Linked DNA regions of Homo sapiens: region 1 is linked to region 2. A link is an interaction called in ENCODE POLR2A ChIA-PET data of the cell type or tissue named here. Cell type or tissue: GM12878. All regions are shown on one strand. Each heading gives the region's core, and the rest is flanking DNA. Links, peaks and the distances in the headings are about the cores only. Region 1 has its middle 5.8 kb from the start of LINC01095. Region 2 holds the start of LOC105377468 (a long non-coding RNA gene).

Region 1 (8,342 bases), core at 87-8,086, 65 kb after region 2:
GTAGTAGACAGCAATTCTTATCCTGTCATGGATTTATCTTATTATTGACAGCAAATTTGGCTGGCATTTACCAGAATTGATGCTTTACCCAGCCCCATACCAGAGCTGGAACATAAAATAGGCTTATACCACACTTAATGTCACTCACGTATTTCCTCTGTTCAAAGTCACATCCCTTTTCTGATCTGAATGATGAAGGAGGACGTTTAAAACATAGACATCTCTATGCTTTATTATAGAGTAGTTTGTAAGTACTGTTTACAGTGCCAACACATGAGGAGGCAGCAGCAACTACTTTAATATGATTAAAGGTAGCAGTATTTGCTACAACAAATGAGTTCTAACATTGGCCACCAGAGTTGTTTTTTTTTTTTCTTGGTGTCTGGCTTACTTTCTACTTAATTTGTTCAGGAAAACACCAGGTCAATTTGTATTATAAGAATTTGCCTAGCTCACAAATGATCCCATAAGGAGTGGGCATTCTATTTTTTCTAGTTCTGATGTTTCTGTAATCTTTTTAAGACATGTTGTATCATAAAGCTTAATGTGCATCTCATTTCTTTAAAGTCGCTTGAGGGATGAGCTATCAATGAGAATCTGGAGATGTATATAGAAGCAGTAACCATTAAAGGTTGTGTGAGTAACTGGGCTCAGGGTATGCAAATAGGCAAGGAGTGGGATGCGCCCCTCAGTGAGCAAGTTCGTGGTTGTCTGAAGCTACTGCGACGGGGAGCCTCTTGGGGTCAGTGGAGAGGCTGATGAAGCAGAGACAACTCCAGAAAAGATGATGCCTGCCACTGAGGCCATCGGGATGATGGTGGGAGGAGGAACAGAGTCCACCTTACAAAAGAGGAGGAAGAAATAGGGCCTCTTGAAAGGAAAAGTCTTTCTAGCTGGCCATTGACTGTGACTTGGAAAAAGGCACAGGACCAAGAAAAGTGAGTCAATGCTCTTCTCTCTGCCTGGAATATATCCCCATCCCTGTACCTAGTTAACTCCTACTCCCCCTGCAGTTCCCACTTTAAATGCCACTTCCTCTATAGCTGTTAATGTTGTCCTTTTTTTTAGTACTTTTCTTTCATAGCACTGTTCACAGTTTACAGTGATATATTATTTGAGTGTTGATTTGAGAGATGGTGTTGATTTAAATGATTTATTAATCATTCAGTAAGTGGTTATTGTACACTTACTTTGTGTTGAGTACATAAGGTGTTAGAGATATTTGGTGAATGACAAAATAAATGAGTGAATGATGTAAGAATTTGATTTCCAGGGACCCAGGGCTATTGAAATCTCCAGAAGAAAAATGAAGAAACCAGTTTTGCAAGACAGCTTGATGTCCCTGGGGAGGAATTTTGTGTATCAAATAAAGGAAGGCTGGGTGCGGTGGCCTCATGCCTATAATCCCAGTACTTTAGAAGGCCAAGGAAGGAGGATCACTTGAGCCCAGGAGTTCAAGTCCAGCCTGAGCAACATAGGGAGACCCCATCTATAAAAAAAAAAAAAATTAAAAAAATTAGCCCAGCTTGGTGATGCGTGCCTGTGGTCCCAGCTACTTGGGAGGCTGAGGTAGAAGGATCATTTGAGCCTGGGAGGTCAAGGCTACAGTGAGCTGCACTCCAGCCCAGGCAACAGAGCAAGATCTTATCTCAAAAATTAAATTAAATTAAATTAAAATTAAAATAAATAAAGGAAGACCTTCTTCAAGAAGGGTCAGAGGTAGAACCTAGGAAAATTGTAGAAATCTTAGAAACTGTAGAATAGAAAAGGCTGGACTGGCACGTGAGCCTGGAGGTTGTACTGGGGAGCAGCTTTTGGGAAGGCTTTGACAATTCCACCAGGCCCAAGGCATAGGAAGAAAACGTAAGTTCTTATTAGACAAGAAATCAAAGTATTTTGATTTTAAAAATAGTTTTCTCCATAAACTGGGCTAGACAACTCCATTTTTGTCTTCTGTTATTATCCAGAAATATGAAGGGCTTGAGATTTTACCCTACTTGCAAGGTAACACATTGGCTTGTCACAGCATGATTGCTGGCAGAAGACATGAGACTCCTAGATCAGAGACACAGGATTTTATTACTCATAGAAAGCAAGAAGCATGAACATCAGCCTATTTGTGTCAGTTATCCTTGCTCTCAAGTCCTATGAGAGAGATTCAGATAGGCCCAGATAGATGCCTGTATATGCAGTAGGTTGCCTTACAGAAGAGAAACCCTGAGCTTAGGGAACTTGAATCTTTTATATTCGGCAATAAGCATGTGTGATCTTTTCTCCAGAAGGTGACATACATTACCTTTATCATTCAAGGCTGTAAGAAAATCTACATTTTTCTCTGGAGGGAGACATATCTTTAAGTTCCAAGGCTGTACGTTGTGCAAATATCCTTGAAAAGATAGTCTGAAAGAAAGGGCAGTCAATATATGTTTTCAAGATAGTCAGAAATGTAACAGGTCAATAGAAGGTTGTCCCCCAACAATATCCACACTTTCTTCTATACTGTAGTGACTTCTGGAGAATTTTCTCCATCAGTATGCCACTTCATTGGTTAATCTGAGTAATCTGACTGACAGAGGCTGGAAGCAAATTCATTCAATATAATCTCATACAGCATTTACGAGGCCACTGTGAGGCTACCACAGTTAAGGCTACTATTAACAGGATGAGAACAACCAGTACTGACCTCAACCATGATCCCCAGAGTTACAGGCCAAATAGCTAAACACATCTCATAAACTATCCACATCTACCTTAGAAGTCAGGTGGCTTTCTCCTTAAGTTTCCACATTGATGGCCAGAGGCATTACTCCAGGTACAGCGGGATGCATTACTGATTGCACAGATTCCTCCTTGGCTCATGATGAAGAAATCTAGGGCAATTTTGTCACCCATAACAACTCTGACCAGTGAGTTCAGGCTAATCTAAATGCCTTCTGAGGCTCAGATGGTAACACTGATTACTTCAGCTAAAGTCAAAGACAATTTTTTTTTACTAACTTTTCTAATTGGAAGACTCCTGACAATCGATTTCAAAGTGTGCATAAATAACAAGTTATCTTTCCAAGAAGCAACCCCAAGTAACTAAGGGTGGCCTCATTTTGGAGAGATCCCTACATCATATGAAGGCTACATGATCTACTGATGGTGTTTCCTTAAACACTTGAAGGTCTCTTATGACCATCTCTCCAATCCCTAGGTGGAAATTTCCATATTTTGGGGAGGAATGCAAGTTAATGCCTGGCTTCCAGCTAAAAGTTGGTACTGGGAGTGCAGCTGGTACCATGGAAAGAATTTTTTTTTACAACTGTTGGGGACCCCCAAGTGGGACCCATATCAGTTGGGAGCCACAGGTTGATAATGCCTCAAGTGTGGTTCCTAGTCAATTGGTAAATCTTAGAGTTCACAGTCTGGTTCAAATTGAGTCTAGTTCCTGTTTTTGGAGAAAAGATTATCTATCTATCTATCTATCTATCTATCTATCTATCTATCTATCTATCTATCTAATCTATCTATTGTTGCATAAATACAGCCATGTGCTGTATAATATTTCTGTCAACAACAGACTGCATGTTCTGATAAACATGTATAATAGATAAATCTTATGGGGCACAGCAGTGGCCCCATAAGATTATGATACTGTATTTTTACTATGTTTAGATATGTTCAGATACACAAATCCTTACCACTGTGTTGCAACTGACTACAGTATTCAGTACAGTAACATGGTGTACAGGCTTCTAGCCTAGGAACAATAGGCTATATCCTATTACATAGGTGTATAGAAGGCTATACCGTCTTGGTTTGTGTAAGTACACTCTATGATGTGCGCACAACGATGAAATCACTTAATGACGCACTTCTCAGAATGTTTCCCTGTTGTTAAGTGACGCATGACTATATATAGATTAAAAAATCATGTTGAAGAAATATCCTTCTAGCCTTGTTTTGTTGAGAATTTGGTCTAGAATATCTTTGAATTTTACCAAATGCTTTTGAGCATCTGTGAAGATAATCATATGGTTTTTCTCCTTATATGTAGTAATATGGAAAATCACATGAATGATTTCTAAATATTGAAATTTTCTTACATTCTTAAACCCTAGTCATGGTGCATTATTATTTCAAGATACTGTTGAACTCTATTTACTAATATTCTATTTATGATATTTTTATGGAGAGTCATCAGTGAATTTAGTATGTAGTTTTCTTTTAGGTGCAATTTGTTAGCTTTTGCAGTGTTGTACTCACTTCAGTTAAAGAAAATGGATGCTTTCCTTCTTCTATACTTTGTGAACAGTCTCAAGAGCATTGGAATCATCTTTCTTTAGAAATTTACATAAATTGTTATGTGAAACTGTCTAGAAACATTTTTAAGGGGTCTTGAGTTAGATTTTTCACAACTTTGTCTATTTTTAAGATAATAAATTAATCTGGTGGATATCTTTTCTGAAATCAGTTTCAGAAAATACAGTTTTCTATGTAATTATCTATGAATATGTATCTTTATAATGAATTACACCCTTTAGCATTATAAGGTGCCTTTCTTTGTTTTGTTTAATCCTTTATGATCCAAGTTCACCTTTTCTGATAGTAAAATCATGACCCCTGACTTGTTTCTGTTTATATTTTCATGGTATAACTTTAACCATCTTTTAATTTTTAACCTTTGCTAAATGTCTATCTTTTAAGCATTCTTCATATGCACAACACGGAGTTTAATTTTCTTTGTGATCCAATTTTATAAACTTTTTCTTTAATAGGTGGATTTAACTTATTTACATTTCTGTCATTTTTTAATAGTATGCTTTCTATTTCTATGGCTTTAAAAATGTTTCTCCACTATTTGGGCTCTTTGTTGTTTTGTGTGTGGTTCTGCTAATAATTTGGAGGATTTGTATTTTTGATCTAGAGGTTACTTTTATAAACAATAGATTATAAAATGCACTTCATCTTATTTTTTTTAGGTAGAAGAAAAATTTGAAGAGTACAAAAAAGAATGTGGTCTGTATATAGTATTTAGAATTTATTAATGTTTTTCATGGCCTGGTACATAATAAACTTTAAAAATATCCAATAGGGATTTGGAAAGAATGCATAGTTTGTATATTGGGTAGCTTGTTAATTGCATATGATTTAAGTTCTCTATAGTGTTCCTCTCCCTACCTCTGACCCTTATCCTCTCTCTTAAGATAGCCAATGTCAACAGTTTTCTTATGCATTCTTCCAGGAAAGTTATTTATGTATTTAATTTAATATGCAAAAATCCTTTTAAATATACAAAAATTAGATTATTTTATAAACTGTTTTATCATCTGCTGGTTTTAATTTAATATAACTTGGAGATACAGTCATAGCCACACATGTAGATGTACCTCATTCTGAATAGTTCTTTTTTAAAAAGAATTATTAAAATAATATTTTCCCCCATGTAGTTAGATTTATTTTTGACATATTTTGTTCTTAACATCGAGTTTTCTTGCATAATGATCAGAGAATGTGACTATATATAATATTTGGAGTTTACTGAAATTTCTTTCGTGGTCTGATACACAATAAAATTTATAAATGTTCTGTGGGGATTTGGAAAGCATGTGTAGTTTCTGTGCCTTGGCTAGCTTGTTAATTATTTGTGATTCAAATTCATTATAATTTTATAAATTTTTGGTTACTTCACCTGCTGAGGTTTGAGCAGTATGAGTCTCCCATTATGATTGTGGTTTTGACAATTCTCCTTGCATTTCCAACTTCTTGGTTTTTACATATATTTTGATCACTGTTGTTCAGTTATAAAATAGTTATTGGCTATTTTATCTTCTTTATGTATTGTATTTTGAAATCAGTATAAAAGATCTCCTATTGCACTATTCAATGATTTCTCCATTAAAAATATATTTAAGACAATTTTTTACAAGTTGTTTAGTTTACTTTTGGCTGATATATCTTTGCCTACTTTTTATGTTCAACCAGTGACAGTTTGCTTTAAGTATGTTTCATGGAAATAGCACATCGCTGGATCTAACGGCAATAAGAAGTCTGCAGGGTGTATAATGGGATTTTTTTTGAGTCTCCCAGATTTAAATCTAAATCTTGGCTCCACCACTTACTGGCCATGTGACCTCACGCAAATAAATGATTACTTCTCCAAAACTCAGTTTCCTTATTTGTGAAATGCGACAATAATAGCATCATATTAATTGGAACTCTGAATTGTAATAAAAATGAGGTTACAAAACAAAGGAAAATTTCTGTGCATAGGAAGCAATAAAAACCAAACCATGAAAAAAGGATGGGCTAATGCTGCCTTTTATTTACCCTTCCTACAGCCCAGCTTTTTCTTGCCTCATACCTCGAATTGTCTGTCTCCAGAAAGGGCCTGCCTCATGCTCCCTGTTACATTCTAAAATCTCAGGAAAGAATTCTTCATCTCCCTGGGGCTCATTTGAACCCCATCATTCAAGTTGGGGAAGAAGCATTTCCTAAGGAAGGGGGAGAGAATGCTGGGAGACAAAGCAGTCCACCCTGCAGGATGAAGTGAGGCCCACAGGTGATAGACATAAAAGCCTCTCCACAAGGTAGGTGCTCAGTAAATGCTAGACCTCACTGCTAGAGATCTCTGCTCTTCATAATCATCGTTTCATTTAAAAATGGAGTTTGCTTCAGTGAAGAGGGCTGTTTTCCCCTAACCTAGTCATGAAGAGGGAAACACTTCACAGCATTTGCTTTCATGCTGGATGGCTATCATTTATCTATGAGATGATTCCTTCAAGAAACAAACCTCTCAGCTTTACTGCTCTTTAAAAACTGGACTCTGAAATTAGTACTGAGCATCCAGTTGGACGAAACCCCACCCTCACTCCCTGGGCCAGCTTCTAAGATCTAGGTTATGCCAGAGATATCATATTATAAAATCCTTCCATCCTTCTCAGCCTATCTTCCCATACACATAGGGCGGGCCTGATCGTAAAAGGCAGCAAGCCCATGCAGTGGAATCCCCACATCATACAGCCAAACAGGCTGTTCGTGAAGCTCCCTCTCAGCCCTGCTTAGGTCTATGGTACAAGTCTTACTCAATTTCCTAAAAGAGTGTGACACCTGACCTCTGCTGAGCATCACACAAATTCACCCAGTAGAAGTCAGACCTCACCATCTCATTATCTTTTGCAATGGATATGGCTGTCAACCTGGGTGCTGTGACAAAGAACAATTCATCAGAGTTTTGGAGTGATAAACATGATTGGAGGCTTTAGCTAAAACGGTGAGCAGGAACACAGAGGAAGCTGAAGCTAAATGTAGTGAGGGCTGGGGGGAGTTAAGCCTAAATATAAAAACTAGTTCTCAAAGGTCCTGTGTCCCTTAAAGGTGGGACACAGACCCAAGGTGCAGGCAAAGCCCAGACTTCACATTTTCAGATGGCAGCTGGTGGGACCTCGCCAACCAGGGCCCTCACGGTATGGCTTCGGGCTGGTGACCAGGGAATTCATGGTGGGGCCTGGTAAGTGAGCGGCAGGTGGCAGAATGGCAGGCCAGCAGGTAGGAGCTCCATACAGGTCAGTCCAGCAGAGGCCTAAAGGGCTGAATGGGGAAACCAGGCGATTCCCACCCACACAAAACATCCTCCAGTCTCACTGTGATCAAGCTCCCACCCCATTGGCAGGCCCTGTAAGTTATCTTCCAAAAAAAACCCAAGTCAGTTTTCTCTTATCCCTTCTCACTGCTGCCCCCAGCCTCATCTAAGCCACCTGTACTGGCCTTCAGCTGGCCGATAATGAAATCATTCTAACAGTCCCCCTGGCTTCACTGCTGCCCTGCTCTGATCCATTCTCCATACAAGATGGAATGGTGTCGTGAAAAAACATATATTAGATCATGTCTGCCTAATCTCATTGTACCCAAAATCACATCCTCAGAACTTCCAGCAGCCTGGAAGGCCCTGCTGGGCCCGCCACTGGCTCTGTCTCCAGCCACATCTGTGCCGTGCCCCCATGGCTGCCTTTGCACAGCATCCAGGACACACCACAATCTTTCCTACCTCCCAGTGCTCTCACTGCCCATTTCCTCTGCCTGGAACACTGTTCTGCCTCTTCATCCCACGGCAGCCTCACCCTCCCTTTGCATTTTATCACTGTGTTGGTGAGCCCTTCCTTGACCTCCCTTCTAAAGCAGCCTCTGCTCGTGCCTCCACCCTTCCCCACTGGAGCCCCTGTTAATTCCTTCATAGAATTTATCTCACAACACATTATATTGATTTGTTTATTGTCTGCCTTTGCTATGACAGGGCACGCGTTGTGAGGGAAAGGACCATATTTTTCTTCACTGCTCTGCCTCTTGTGCCTCACCAGCCT
Region 2 (8,342 bases), core at 8-8,007:
TGATGACTTCAAAGCTTATATATCTAGCCAACACCCCTCCTCTTAGCCCCAGACTCCCATATCCAGCTACTACCTGTTTGGGATCTCCAAGCAGAGGTCTAATAGGTATTTCAAACTGCAATGTTCAAAACAGCTTCTGCTCTTCAGAGACGTCTCTATTTCAGCAATTCCTTCCTTCCATTTGTTCAGGATAAAAACATCAGTGTCATATTTAATTAACTCCTCTCTTCCTTTATCCTATATCATCATCATATGCTTTATAATCACTGGCATGTCCTGTTGGTTTCACATTTAAAAAAAAGCAGAAACGGAACACTTTTCAACACTTTCAACATCACTAACTGGAACCCCACTAGCTGGGTACAAGCCCATTATCACTTGCTTGACTTCCTGCAATCACCTCCTAGCTGGTCTCCCTCCTGCTGCCTTAGCCCACCAGTTTATTCTCAACACAGCAGCCAGTCTGATGCTTTAAACATATGATTTAGATCATGACACTTCTCTGCTCAAAACCCTTCATTGGCTCCCTAGCTTATTTAGGATAAAAGCCAGATCCTTATAAAAAACCTCCAAAGCCTGATATAATCGGCCACAGACTACTTCTTGCAATCCACATCTCACCTCTCTCCCCCTCACAAACCCTGGTCCAGCTTACCCAGACCATCTGTTCTTCCACAATGCCAGGCTTGCTTCTGCCCCACCCCAGGCTCTTTGCACTGGACATCCATGATCTGGAGTGCTCTTCCCTCAGCAGCCCATTCCTTCACTTCCTGAGGTATATTCTTATACTTCAAGTAACGAAACAAAAGAGCAGTGCCTTTAAAAATTTAAAAATTTGCTGGAAAATATTTCTAATCTATAATTCTCTTCATATCTAGATTATCAATCAAGTTTGAAGGTAGAAATTGCATTTTACAGCATGCAAGGTCTCCACAAATTTCCCTTCAATTTCTTTTTCCGGAAGCTCCTGGAGGATGTGCTCCACCAACATGACATAATAACCCAAGAAAGAGGAAACAGGGCATCCAACACGGAAGAGAGGCAAGGGGAATTCCCAGGGTGATGGTGACAGGAAGTCCTGGGGCCATAGCTGTGCATCCAACCTAGCAAGAGGACAGCAGGTGCAGGAGGAAGGTAGTCAAGGGTAAAGAATGACACTGAGAGATTGCCTGATGCATTTGTTCATGTGAAGGAGACCGATACAGTTTTGTAGAGCTTGGAGCTGATACATGAGAGTCACATAGAAAAGCAGTGGGGTGGTTTTCTGTAGGAAACAAAACAATTAGACAAGAAAAGATAAAACATGATCACATGCCCCAACTGTTAACAATATTTTCATGGTCATAAGAATGACTTCAACCAAAATTGTGTAGTAACCCTATTGGGACCATGTAAGGAGTACAGATGCTCCTTGATTTATGATAGGGTTACGTCCCAATAAAACCATCGTTAAGCAGAAAATATTGTAAGTCAAAAATGCATTTAATACACTAACCTACCAGGCGTCATAGCTTATTGTAGCCTGACCTGCCTTAAATGTGCTCAGAACACCTACATTAGCCTACAGTTGGGAAAATTACCTAACACAAAGCTTATTTTATAATAAAGTGGTGAATTTCTCATGTAATCTATTGAATACTGTACTGAATGTGAAAAACAGAATGATCATATAGGTACTCGAAGTGTGGTTTCTACTGAAATGTGTATTGCTTTCACACCATCATAAAGCAGAACAATTTAAAGTCAAACCATCATAAGTTGGGAACCATCTGTATAGTGTGCAAGGGGGATGGAGTAGAAAGAAAGCTGGAGACTCAACTTCCAGATTAGAAAGCTAATACATTATGTCTAAAAGCTTAAAGATAGAGGCATAGCAATGTAATAATGTTATTTAAGAATATGAAGGTAAATATAGAAGTGATGGCTGAAAGATTTGAAAATGTTTCCTCTGGGAGCAGAAATCAGGATAGAGAGGGGATGCTTTTTTCTCTTTTAAATTAAAGACTTATAATGATTGACTTTTGTAAACTAAGTACATGAATTTCTTTGCTAAAATTAAAATAAAATCAGAAATAAATAGAAAGAATAGTTCTCCAAACTACAATAAAAAAGAAAGTCATGAATCATACTTAATTTAACTGATATGTAAGTGGTATAAATTGCTCATACAGAAAAAACAAAAAAATTATTTTCAATTTGTTCTAACCCTGTGAACATCTTCTAACGTGTTCTACCTATATTTCTCTTTCCTTTTCTCTTTCCTTCCTTCCTCCTTCTTCCTTCCTTTCTTGGCTTTTCTTTTCTTCTTTCTCTTTCTCTCTCCTTTGTTTCTTTCTTTCTTTTTCTCTCTTTCTTTCTCTTTCTTCCTTTCTTTTTCTTTCTTTCCTTTCTTTCTTTCTTTCTTTCTTTCTTTCTTTCTTTCTTTCTTTCTTTCTTTCTTTCTTTCTTTCTTTCTTTCTTTCTTCTTTCCTTCTTTCTTTCTTTCTTCTTTTTTTGAGACACGGTCTAACTCTGTCACCTAGGCTGGGGCTCAGTGGCATCATTATAGCTCACTGCAGCCTTGACCTCCTAGACTTAAGTGATCCTTCTCCCTCAGCTTTCTGGGTATGTGGGACCACAGGTGTGCACTACCACACCCAGATAATTTATTTATTTATTTATTTATTTATTTATTTATTTATTTATTTATTTTGGTAGAAACAGGATCATCCTATGTTGCCCAGGCAGGTCTCAAACGCCTAGGCTCAAGCAATCAGTCCTCTTCAGCCTCCCAAAGTGGTGGGATTACAGATGTGAGGCAACGTGCCCAGCCTCTCCTTTCTTCTAGGAAGTATATCCCCTTTGTTTTACAGATTTGCTCCTTTTGCATTTGTGTTTAACTGTGGTAGCATCCCATCTCCTATACATAGGGGTTGGCATATGATTCCATCAAGCCAGTCTGAGTCCTGTCTTGAAAGTTTTTGAATTGAATAGAGGAATGGAGCTTTGTGAAAGCAACCCCAGAGCTGTCAGCAGGTATGTCTTCTGTGTGAAAAATCCTGTCTGCAGTAGATAGTAGGCAACAATGACTCAGGCACAGAAATCTGGGGAAGAAATAAAGAACGAACTTGAGAGTGGGAGAGAAATCTAGAACTGACAGCATTCAGGTTTCTGGTTCTGGTTGTCCCCAGCTACTTCCTTGCATATCTAGCTCACGAGCCAAGAAGCCCTCCTTTTCTGCTCATGCTGTTTCAGGTTGCATTTATAGCAACTTCTAAAAGCACAATGTACATGTGTGTCAAAGGCAGCACTACAACACACCTTTATTGTTCCCCTACTAAGTGTGGGGCATTAAGTGCTTGACACTGGGTCCATCCTCAAAGAATTTGAGAAATCAGGACACAAAGACAAATGGAATCCTGAGGAGCCTCAAGTGCAAGAGGAGCCATGTAAATAATGAGTGCATTCAGAGGGAGGAACAGTAATGGAGGAGTAGGGAACCAGATTAGAAAAGGAGGTGGCCTTGGAAGGGAGAGGAGAGAAACGGGAAGTGTATTCTAGGCAGGGAGACAATGAGAGCTGGGGTTGCAAACTCAAAAGCTTACTAGTGCTGCAGGGCAGGGTGGCTCATGCTTATAGTCCCAGCTACTTAGAAGGCTGAGAAGGATGATTGCTTGAGCCCAGGAGTTTGAGGCTCTAGTGAGCTATAATCGTGCCACTGCACTCCAGCCTGGGAAACAGAGTGAGACCCTGTCTCCAAAGAAAGAAAAAAGAAAAAAAATTTAAAAGCTTACTAGAGCCATGCATCACATGAGTCAGGCTGGGGTGGTTGTGGGGAGCACGTGTTCCATTTGCACAGGGCTCCTGCGCCCAACAATGAATGCTGCCAGGGGAGGGCCCAGTCTTACCAGGACTTCCAATTTTTCAGGAAAAGTGAGAAATCTAAATTTTGTTGTGAAATTGGTGATGTTTAAATGTTGACAAGAATTTGTAAAAATCAAAACACTATATGAGCCAAACATACCATGTCTATTGGCTGGCTCTGGGTAGTGGTCCTTGGGTGAAAGACTGATGCTGTAAGCAAAGGCAGGGCAGAGGAAACATGTGATTGTGTTTCTAAAAAGAAGACTGGGAGCAGACGGTTGTATTGAAGAATAGTAGAAAAGTTTGGAGAGTTAGATGGGGGCTTTGAGCCCTGTTAACAGGTTATTCAAGAGACATGTGTGCAGAGAAATATTTTAGGAAGATATATTTGGTAGCTGGGTGAAGGATGAGTCAGACATGGAAAAGACTAGAATACTGTTTTATTTAAAGACATGATTTTAAGGGTTTGGTACTTTTGTGGTTTTTTTAAACTGTAAAATGGGGTCAAAGTTATTCTCATGTGAAACTGTAAGGTTTTCCTCCTTTAAGTCTGAAGCAGAACTGATCTTTCTGTTAACCTCCTGACAGAGCAATATTGGAACAACAGGGGACTCAGTGGGGAGATGGAGGGGAAGGCTTTCACTGTGCAACACTTGGAGTAGAGTCTAACCACATTCTTGCTGGACATTGCTATACTCTCCCCCCAAAGTCTCTCTTTGATCTCCATCCACTGAGTCTCCTTCCCTCTCAACTCTGTCCCCCACCATCACTACCTATTTAATCCTCCCCACCAGTGGAGTTGCAGCAGCCATGGAGCTGAGCTATCTAAATGCCCCTTCCAAAGTAAATCTTCCATGAGTTCAGTCAGCCTTCAGTCTCCAGCTGTAGTACCTTTGGGATTTGCCATAGGGTGCACACCGAGGTCATGCTCCCCATGGGCTGTTCCCAGTCAATAACTGAGCAGGCAGGGGTACTAGAGCTCATCATTTTTGCCCAACGTGGGACTCTTCTAATGGCCAATATTTACTCTGAGGTTCCCCATTGTACTGGCTGATTTTCTCAGACTGCACTTCAGTTGGAGCCTCTTCTTATCCAACCCTTCTTCCTTCCTCATTTCCTTTCACAGATGTCAGAGCCTACTTCTGCTCCCTCATCCCTTTACCTTTCACAGCTGTTTTGTCCAATAAATCTTTTGCCCTTCTAATTCCATCTTGGCATCAGCTTCCCAGACAACCGAACTGGAACCAGGATTAATCCAAGAAGGCAGGTAGTCAAAGAGGTTTGGGGACAGGATCACTCACTTTCTGGCTAGTAAGGTAGATCTCCTCTGGAATGGAATGTGGGGCATGGATAATCTTTGGCACAAGATGGTGGCCTAATTGCTAAAACTTTCATTGGTGGTGATTCGGGACATCAGGCCTTCAAAAATTATGAGGGGAACAGTGTGTACAAAGACAATGGACTTGATGGGATTTTACTAATTTGTTTTATGCCCTGCAAAGGGATTATGACAAATGAACACTAAAAACTATGTGTGAAAAACCAAAAGCCATTTTAAAAAATGGGAAGACCTGACAGATGCCAAATATTGGGAGGAGGCTTCAATAGCTCCCAAACAAGAGATATGGATGGCAAATAGGCACATGGAAAGATGCTCAATATCATGAATTATTAGAAAAATGCAAAATCGAATAAAATATCACCATATATGTATTATAGTTTTGATGGCAAAAATTTAAACTACAGATAGCACAAAGTCCTGACGAAGATGTGTAACAAATGTAACTCTCATAGATCACTGGTGGGAATGCAAAATGGTACAGCTATTTTGTCAGTTTGGCAGTGTTTTTAAATTATCTGAAACATACACATTATCATGTAACCCAACAATCCCATTCCTGGCTATTTACTCAGGATAAATGAAAGCATAACTTCACACAAAGACCTGAATGTGAAAGTTTATACAAGTTTTATTCATAATTACCCAAACCTGGAACAACCCAAATGTCCACCTAATGAGGAATGGATAAACAAATTGTGATGCATCTATACTATTAAAAACAAAAGGGAATGAACTACTGATGCATGCAGCAACATGAATGACTCTCAAATGTGTTAAAATGAAAAGAGGCAGGTGCAAAAGACCTCATGAATGATTCCATTTATGTGATACTTTTAAAAAGTCACAGAGACAGAAATCAGAACCATGGTTGCCAGGGGCTGGGGTTGGCAAGAAGATTAATTAAAAAGGAGCATCATGAAGGAATTTTTTGGGGTGATGCTTATGTTCCTTATCTCAACTGTGGTGGTTGTTACACTAATATATACATTTTTCAAAAACTGATCAAACTATACATCTAAATTTTACTATATGTAGATTTTATCTTAATAAACCTGTGTTTAAAAAATAAGTATGAAAGACAAAGGTCCTTCTTCGTAGCTTTCAAAGCATCCCTTGTCTTCAGAAGTGCAAAGTGGGCATAGCTGAGGTATGAAGTCAACATTTAATAGAGTTGCAGAACTACAAAGACAATGAATGATCAGCCAAGGCAGGTCTGCTATGCTAAGGTCAGGGCCCTAGCTGAGAAAAGCAGGGACCCTGAAACATGGAATACAGACATCTGGGTGAAGAACCCCTGAAGACAGTGACCCTGCAAACTCCCAAGCCATTAGAGGCTACAGAAGTGTCCCATCTCCCACAAGTTTAGAGCTTTGCCCAGAAAGGAGGACACTGCAGAGGCCTATTTTCTTCAACACAACAAGAGTCTCCTTGGTTTACTACCTCTTCTCTTAGTGCCAGATGGATAAACATGGTTAAACCCCAGCACCCCACTTCTGAGGACATGCTGTGCCTGATAAGGGAAGAGAAAGATTACATCCCAAAAAGGCTGGAAGAATTAGCCACCACGGACTGGCAGAAGCCAAGGGAAGTACTCCCGGGATTTGATGTTGAGGGTGTTTGATCAAAGAGGCCAGGATATAAGACTGGAAAAGCAAGACGTTTTAGTCTCGGGACACTGTGGAACATTGGATTTAACACTCTGTCGAGGATCTTAGGAGATAGGCAAATTTACGGCTGGGTGGTTCTCAGAAACATGAAGAAAGTGATGACCCTGCCAGAAAGAATTTTCCAAGGAAGAGGCACTGAATAAGCAAGTAGACAAAAATGACTTGGACAGCCAATATTATCCAGGCTTTGTCATTGGCTACCCCAGAATTAGCATGACCTGCACATGAATGAAGCTGCCATGGAAGCAGAGATGGGTCCAACAGCATGAACTCCCATGATCTAGCTATGGCTGCCTCCAAATGTCCAATCTTCCAACAATAGATACCAATACTGATCCTGCAATATGGCGCTATCTCTTGAGGAAACCAAATTGTCATTTGGTGACAAGTTGACTACATTAGGTCCCTTTTATCATGGGAGGGCCAGTGATTAATTCTTATTAGAATAGGTAGCTATACTGGTAAAAGTTTGCATTTCTTGCCTTCGGAGGCTCAGCCTGCTAAGCTTCCTATCTGAGAGTTTATGGAACGTCTGTTCCACAGGCATGGAATCCCACATAACATAACATCTAACAGGATACCTACTTCACACTAAAGGAAACCCTTGACCATGGGGCCAACTTGTTCTACCACAAGCCACATCATCCAGAAGCAGCCAGCCTCAAAGAGCACTGGAATAACCTTCTAATGGCCCAACTTCAGCACCAGCACAGACACAATACTCTGTAAGAGTGGGTATCATTCTCCAGGATGCAGTTTATGCACTGAACCAGAGACTTGTGGAGGTCTGTCCTCAGGTATGGAGCTGTGTCGCCATTGAGAAGTATGCATGGACCCAGGAACCACGGGGCACGAATACCTTCTTTTCTACCATCTTCTCATCCATTCCAATGACTCACAGGGGTCATTTCACTTCATGGCTGCACAACTGTGGGGGCTGTGGGGTTAGAGCTCCTGGTCCTCAAAGTGGGTGCACTCTAGCCAGGCAGAAAAGCCAGAGTTCCATTAAACACAAAATTAAGGCAGCCTTCCAGGGCACCTTGGGCTCTTTGTGTCCAGAGACCAGCAAGTTAGAAATGACCATCCTGGCAGGAGTAATCGATCTCGATCAGCAAGAGGAGGTAAGAACATTTTTATATAATGGACAGAGTCATTGCGTACATATAGAGCTCAGGTAACCTACTTGGGTGCCTCTTAGTAGTCCCATGCCCACTTGCAGTGTGAAGGGACCCCCTTGTATAGCAACTTTGGCCAGAGATTACTAGGGCTCAGCCCCTGCAGTAATGTGATCTGGAACACATCACCAAGTAAGCCTCCAAGACTTGCAGAGGTAATAGCCAAGGGTAAAGGGTAGTTGGAATAAACAGTGGAGAAGAGAGAAAATGTGTGCCGCTTGCAACTCCAAAACTAATCGCAGTGATGGGGGCTGAGGTTCATCTGACCTCCCTCTTCTGAGCTTATCCTCAGGAAGCAAAGCTCACAGTAACTGT

The links. Peaks named below come from ENCODE experiments on the same cell type or tissue, not always from the same donor. Only the 100,000 strongest peaks of a DNase experiment are listed, where the experiment ranks them.
Region 1: POLR2A ChIA-PET joins it to region 2 with 5 read pairs; 2 of 35 experiments call an interaction of 5 or more read pairs at or near these places.

What each region holds. Positions count from the first base shown.
Region 1 is chr4:146,123,497-146,131,838 of GRCh38, forward strand. No RefSeq gene overlaps it. Among named protein-coding and RNA genes, the nearest start is that of LINC01095, 5.8 kb to the left of the region's middle. In GM12878, for the core only: no CTCF peak of the experiment used is centred there; no DNase peak of the experiment used is centred there.
Region 2 is chr4:146,058,991-146,067,332 of GRCh38, forward strand. It overlaps LOC105377468 (a long non-coding RNA gene), which reads right to left and starts at 1,007. Exons shown (of 4, transcript NR_188432.1): 1 at 656-1,007; 2 at 74-276. RefSeq lists enhancers at 914-1,133, 3,990-4,149. In GM12878, for the core only: no CTCF peak of the experiment used is centred there; DNase peaks (open chromatin) are centred at 351, 1,081 and 4,371; H3K4me3 peaks cover 1,877 bases; H3K27ac peaks cover 4,375 bases.